Regions from separate parts of the Mus musculus genome. Here region 1 is linked to region 2. The links are chromatin loops, found by intact Hi-C in ENCODE. Cell type or tissue: gastrocnemius. All regions are shown on one strand. Each heading gives the region's core, and the rest is flanking DNA. Links, peaks and the distances in the headings are about the cores only.

Region 1 (2,909 bases), core at 258-2,757, 51 kb after region 2:
ACTCAAACCCACCATATAAGCCTGCACACACACTAAAACCTGTCATATATGTATACACACACACAAACATGTCATGCATAAGTGCACTTGCCATATATATATATATATATATATATATATATATATATATATACACACACACACACATTCAGGCCTGTCATATATGTGTACACACATTCAAATCTACCATCTATATGTGTATACATGTTATATTATATGTGTACACTTTTAAGCCTGTCATATACAAGCACACAAGCCCACCATATATATGCATTTACACTCAAGCCTGTCATATGTATGTGTATACACACAAACCTTTCAGATGTACACAATGTGCACACTCTTAAGCCTGTCATATATATGTGCACATACACTTAAACCCATCATACGTATAAGCACACACACCTCCAACCCTATGATGTGTATATAGACACACACACAATTTCTTTTATCATAAGCAGTTATATTGGAATATAAATGATGCTTTTGTAAGAGTACAGGACTACAAGTGCACATTGTGATGGGTTTGGATATACGCTCTTATACACTGTACCTGACTTTACCAACAAATAAGTTCATGTTGACGGCTTTGCAGTTTGTCATCGTTCATTGAGCCATCAGTGACATTCAACACAGTGAAGTTCACTAGCTAATTTTAAAGGACACTGCACAGCCTCCCTTGTTAGGATCTATGCAGTTTGTTTTCATAAATTTTGCTCCAACCTGAATCAGCCAGGCAGAGCCAGATTTCAAGCCCAAGCCCTGTGCTCCTGATTGCGCCTCAGGAAGGATAAACTTTCTTTCGTGCACTTAGGTGAGAAAAATGTCCCCTTCTACAGACACCAAGACACCTCTGCCTGTGGCTTGGGATTCAGTAAGTACCATTTGCCTTCTGTTTGGTGGGCACCATCCCCGTGTGCTCTGAGGGCACCTGCGTGCTGGTTTCCCGTGCAGTGAATGGAGGATGTCTTTCTTTCCTGTCTTAGGTAGAGGAATTGGTGCTGGACAGCATCACCAGGAACCTCCAGGCCTTTTACAGCATGCTGCAGTCGTACGACCTTAGGGACACGGGGACCATAGGGAAAAATAACTTCAGGAAAGTCATGCGTGTATTCTGCCCATATCTATCAAATGAGCACTTAGTAAGGTAAGTTCACAGGTCCTTCATACCCTGCTTCCCCACAGCCTGCTCTGTGACACTCATGAATAATATCAGTAACACACACTGTCTGCTGAGGCCTCACGAGCGCTGGACTAAAAATTTACCCTGTGTCATTTAGTCAGAGCCTCCATTAAAAGAGGATGGATGGAGAAGTTGGAGTGTCCCCAGTGCGTGGAGACACAGGTTCTGTCTGCATCTCTGGGATCACTGGCTATTCCTACTGCTATTTGTTTGTTTGTTTATTAAATTTGTAAGTGTACAAGTGTGTCTCTGTATATATTTATGTGTGTGAGTACAATACCTGTGGAGGTTCCTCATTCTCCTGGACACTTGAGATTGAGCTATTTAATTTTTTAACCTTGGGCTGGAGAGGTGACTCAGAGGGTAAGGGTATTATTGTTCTTACAGAGGACCTGAGGTCAGTTCCCAACACCAGCAACAAGCTGCTCACAACCACAAATACTCTACTTCAGGGTCCCCAGTGCCTCTGGCCTCGGCAGGTGCCTGCACTCAAATGCAAACAGATGTGTACCTAGACACACCCATCAACACATAATTTTTAAAAAAATTCACAATGTTAGTCTTTTAAAGGGCATACTCTGATAACTTTTCATCTTTAGATTCTCCAGTAAGTTCCAAGAAGCCGGCTCAGGAAGGATACTGTACAAGAAATTTCTGTTATCCATTGGTGTGGGTATCCCACCACCTACACCCCCGCTGTCTTCTCCGAAGGTTCAGCTAAGTGACCAGTTTCAAATTGAGGAGCCGGGCCAGCAGGATGAGAGGTAAATATGAGCAAAGGTTTAAAAAAAAGAAAACAGGCCTGGCTGGAGTAGACACTCTGTCAGTATATGTGGCTTCTGTATCTTCAGAGTTGTGGTCAATTAGAGAGGACAGTCCCCTAGCTTGCATCGTTAGAGCAGTTAGAGCTCTCGCTAGTAATTGAAACCAATTGCTAATTTTAGAAATGGAAGCAGGATAGTCACAGAGCTGGGGACTTGCTGAGGTTGTCCCTGTGTTGACAACCTTGGACTTCACCTCCCGGACAGCGTAAGTGCTCTGTGCCTGCATGTCCCCTCCTCCCCCGTCTTGTCTCTCACAGAACTGGGAGTCTTCCCCATAGCTTAACATTTATTATAAAGCATGCTCATTAACACAGCTAACAGTTTCTAATATGGATGGTGGAGCTGTTGTAATGATAGCCAGGTTGAACTGCCTGAACTGGCAACCAGAACACACTGAGTGGATTGGAAAGAGGACCAGACTGATGGACATTCAGACACCAGATCAGTCTAAGGAAAAGACGTGGTTTTAAGCTGCTTGTTCCTGGCATATCATGCCTGCAGGAGTGGGGACACCCAGCAAGTGCCACCTTGTCATTTCTGTATTTCAGGGTCCATGGGCATGGAATGACGGGTATGCCTTTTAAGAGAAAGCTTAAATATTTGGCAACATGTCTCCCTAAAGCCAGACGAAGGAATACTGGCAGTTTATCTGTTCATAAAGCAGGCTTTCCCAGAGAGAGGACCGGAACTCTGCTCCTTGTGACTGTCCTATGTCTGTCCCGTGCTTTCTGAAGGGCCCAGGAGACTGTGGATGGAGGGGAATGTATTATCTTCCAACTGCACACCCTCTCATAATACATCTTGTGAATTAAGTTGATTCTACAAAGCTACGCAGGTGAAGCACGGCTTCTCTGATCTACCACAGATGGCCCCAAATGCTTTGTCTAGCTTGAAGCCTCTCT
Region 2 (2,909 bases), core at 300-2,799:
TTGACAGGATTCAGAACTTCTCATATTCAGGACGTTAGACTGGCTCAAGTCTTGGCAGCACCCAGTGCTGGCCCCATCAGCAAACTTTTCCCGAGAGCCCCCTTGGGTGTGCTTGCTTGCTTCTGAGCAGAGCCTTCTCCAATGACACGCTGCCAAGAGTGGATGCCAGTATGGTGGCAGCCCAGTCTGCCATGCTGTGAAGCTGTGTCCTGAATGAGCTGGGGTTCTCTGCCTGGGTAGAGATACTACCCTAAATGTAGGCATGGTGAGAAAGGAAACCAGGCATAGTGGTGCTTGCTTTTAATGCCAGGGCTCAGGAGGCAGAGACAGGGGGATTGCTGTTAGTTCAAGGTCAGGTCTCTATTACAACTTACAAGCCTGCCAAGGGTTACATAATGAGACTGTGTTTTAACATCATCATCATCAACAACAACAAAAACAACAGCAACAACCTTTTAAAAGAAGGAGAAGGAAGAGAAAGAGAAGAGAAAGGGGGAATGTTTCCTGGGGACCTGGCACCCTGGAGTCCCTCGGTAGACAGGCGTGGGCTTCTTGTCATGGGTCTTCCAAGCCATCGTCTTGGGTGAATGCCTTAGCAATGGAGATGAAGTGCAGGCTCTGTGCGTGGCTGCAGAGTGCATGGCCTCCAGCCTCCCTCCTTATACCTCTATGGGGACACCCAGAACCAGGTCTTTGTTCCATCTGAGGAGCTGCAACTTCTGGGTTTCGTTGATTTGCGTTTCTCTTTTTGTCTGCTCTCTTTTCTCCATTTCCGTGGATCCCATTCAGATGTCTTTTTATGTAAGCTTGTTCAGTTTGGGTAGAATCAGGGTATGCAACGTGTTGGGCCCACGGTGGGGGGTGGGGCGAGGGGGTGGGGGGAGGAAGGAGGGAGGAGGGAGGAGGGAGGAGGGAGTGATCGCCAGAGTGAGCAGAGCCCAGGGACTCAGGCAGACAGGCAGGGAGAGAGGAGGGCTTTGTTAGAGGTGAGCGATGCCTGGCCGGCCGCTGCTCCCCCGCGCGCACGTCCCTGAGTCGAGAGTCTGTGTTTATGAGGCTCTGAATGCGGTCTAATTTTTTCCTATCTGGTTTGGCTCATCTCTACCAGCTGGTAAATAGGAAATGTTCACGGTGGGAAGCCAATACTCCTCAGAGTGTAAACAGATGGAACCCATATAAAGTGACAAGTCAGACTGCGTGGCTGAGAACGTGGAGCCAAAACTCCGAACATAACAGTCAAGCGCCTACTCCGTTCCAGTTCATTTCGCCCCGAGTAGCGCTTCATAGCTGCACAGCTGTGTTGTTTCTTTCTTCCCCCGTCCTTTCTTCTGGGTTGATAATGACAATTTCAAAGAAAAACTTTAATTAAAGATTTTATACAAAATAGCCAAAAGTAGAATAATAAGGAAAATGAGCATTGATGTGTTTATTGTGAGAGGCATCCTTTTTTTTTGTTGGGGGGGGGGGTGGGGTGGAGTGGAGTCTCATTTCAAAATGTTCACTTGTTCAATTTGAAACGAGTTTGGTGGCGGTGACAGAAAGGTGGCAGACAGACAGCAGTGGCTGCTGAGCACTCTCTTGCACTCTGCAGAGAGCCAAGATTGGGGTAGTAGCAGCTCCCTGCTGTGGGGCTCAGACTGCAGGCTGTCCCCTCACGCCCATGCTTATGAGTGTGTGTGTGTATGTGTGTGTGTGTGTGCCTCCGTGCTTCTTTGTATGCAGTTCTTGACCCCCTTCTGTCAGAGCTAGGCAGGAGGAGGTGTCTCCAGCAGAGGGACCTGTTGGCCAGGAGGTCAGAGAGCTGGGAAGGATTCAGTAGTCTCCAGTGTTGTTCTAGAATGGCCTCCTCATAACCAGGCTGGTAGAGTGAGTCGAGGCTTCAGAAAGCAAAGTTTCTGTTCTCTGCCCCTGAAAGTCTGGGTGCTTACAGCTAGGTTGGATGATATGTGCGTGTAGACCCAGTCCTGGCCAAGCAGAGATAGGTGGATCCTTCAGGCTCATGGGCCTGCTAGTCCCAGGCCAGTGAGAGGCCCTTTCTCAAAGTCCAAAATGAATGGCTCCTGCGTAGTGACACTTTGAGGTGTCCTCTGGCCTCTCCATACCTCTTCTCTGTCTGTCTGTCTGTCACTCTCTCTCTCTCTCTCTCTCTCTCTCTCTCTCTCTCTGTGTGTGTCTCTCTCTGTCTCTCTCTCTCTGTCTCTCTGTCTCTCTCTCTCTCACACACACACACTCATACTCATACACTCACACACACTAAAGTCTGGGTGGCCGTATTTATTTGGGCTTGCGGCTTTTCTTCCCAGAGCTCATACTGTGTACAAAGCATTTGGAACAAAGCCCCGCAGAGTAATAACGAGTAATAACGCATCCACTGCAGGCAGTTTATGGAACTGTCGCAGCTCAGTGGGGGACAAATAGGAAGCAGTTGGATTTTCCTCCTCACGCTGCTCTGCAGGCCCACACAGAGCTCCCCTTTCTGTCACTGAGGGATGCCTTTGGCAGGATCACATGGAGGCAAAAGCCAGGCCAGTGCAGGCCCTGGAGTTAGAGGTCTCGGTCACATAGCAGCTCAGGATGCCCTCCTGGGCTGGCTTCTGCCTGTCCTGTCTCTCACATGTGTTCCTCGTGTTCTCAGGTCTTGTTTGGGGAGCCTCAAAATAGTGTGGGTGCCTAATCCTGTCCTCTCTGACCTCCTCACCTCCCATGCCTGGTGGTGTACCCTATATGCCCCTGATGCTTGGTACCCTCATGTGACCTGCAGTCCCAGAGGAGCAGCACAGCACAGATTGCCACCTTTCCTGGTGTCTGCTCAACCCAGAGACTTCAGGTGTGCACATACCGTCCACACCAGGGAGACAGATTGCATTACTGGGCCCCTCTTCCAGACCTTCCCTCAGTTCCTCTACCAG

Evidence for each region. Peaks named below come from ENCODE experiments on the same cell type or tissue, not always from the same donor. Only the 100,000 strongest peaks of a DNase experiment are listed, where the experiment ranks them.
Region 1: a loop joins it to region 2, with 2.1 times the contacts of the local background. A loop is called at or near these places in 3 of 42 quality-filtered maps.

Annotation. Positions count from the first base shown.
Region 1 is chr15:83,945,873-83,948,781 of GRCm38, reverse strand. Efcab6 (EF-hand calcium binding domain 6) reads left to right here. Exons shown (of 32, transcript NM_029946.4): 14 at 815-874; 15 at 987-1,147; 16 at 1,783-1,947. Among named protein-coding and RNA genes, the nearest start is that of Gm41372, 88 kb to the right of the region's middle. In gastrocnemius, for the core only: no CTCF peak of the experiment used is centred there; no DNase peak of the experiment used is centred there; H3K4me3 peaks cover 575 bases; H3K27ac peaks cover 1,162 bases.
Region 2 is chr15:83,996,510-83,999,418 of GRCm38, reverse strand. The region is part of intron 6 of Efcab6 (EF-hand calcium binding domain 6); the gene reads left to right. Among named protein-coding and RNA genes, the nearest start is that of Efcab6, 67 kb to the left of the region's middle. In gastrocnemius, for the core only: a CTCF peak has its summit at 1,755 (motif pointing right); DNase peaks (open chromatin) are centred at 1,167 and 1,658; H3K4me3 peaks cover 727 bases.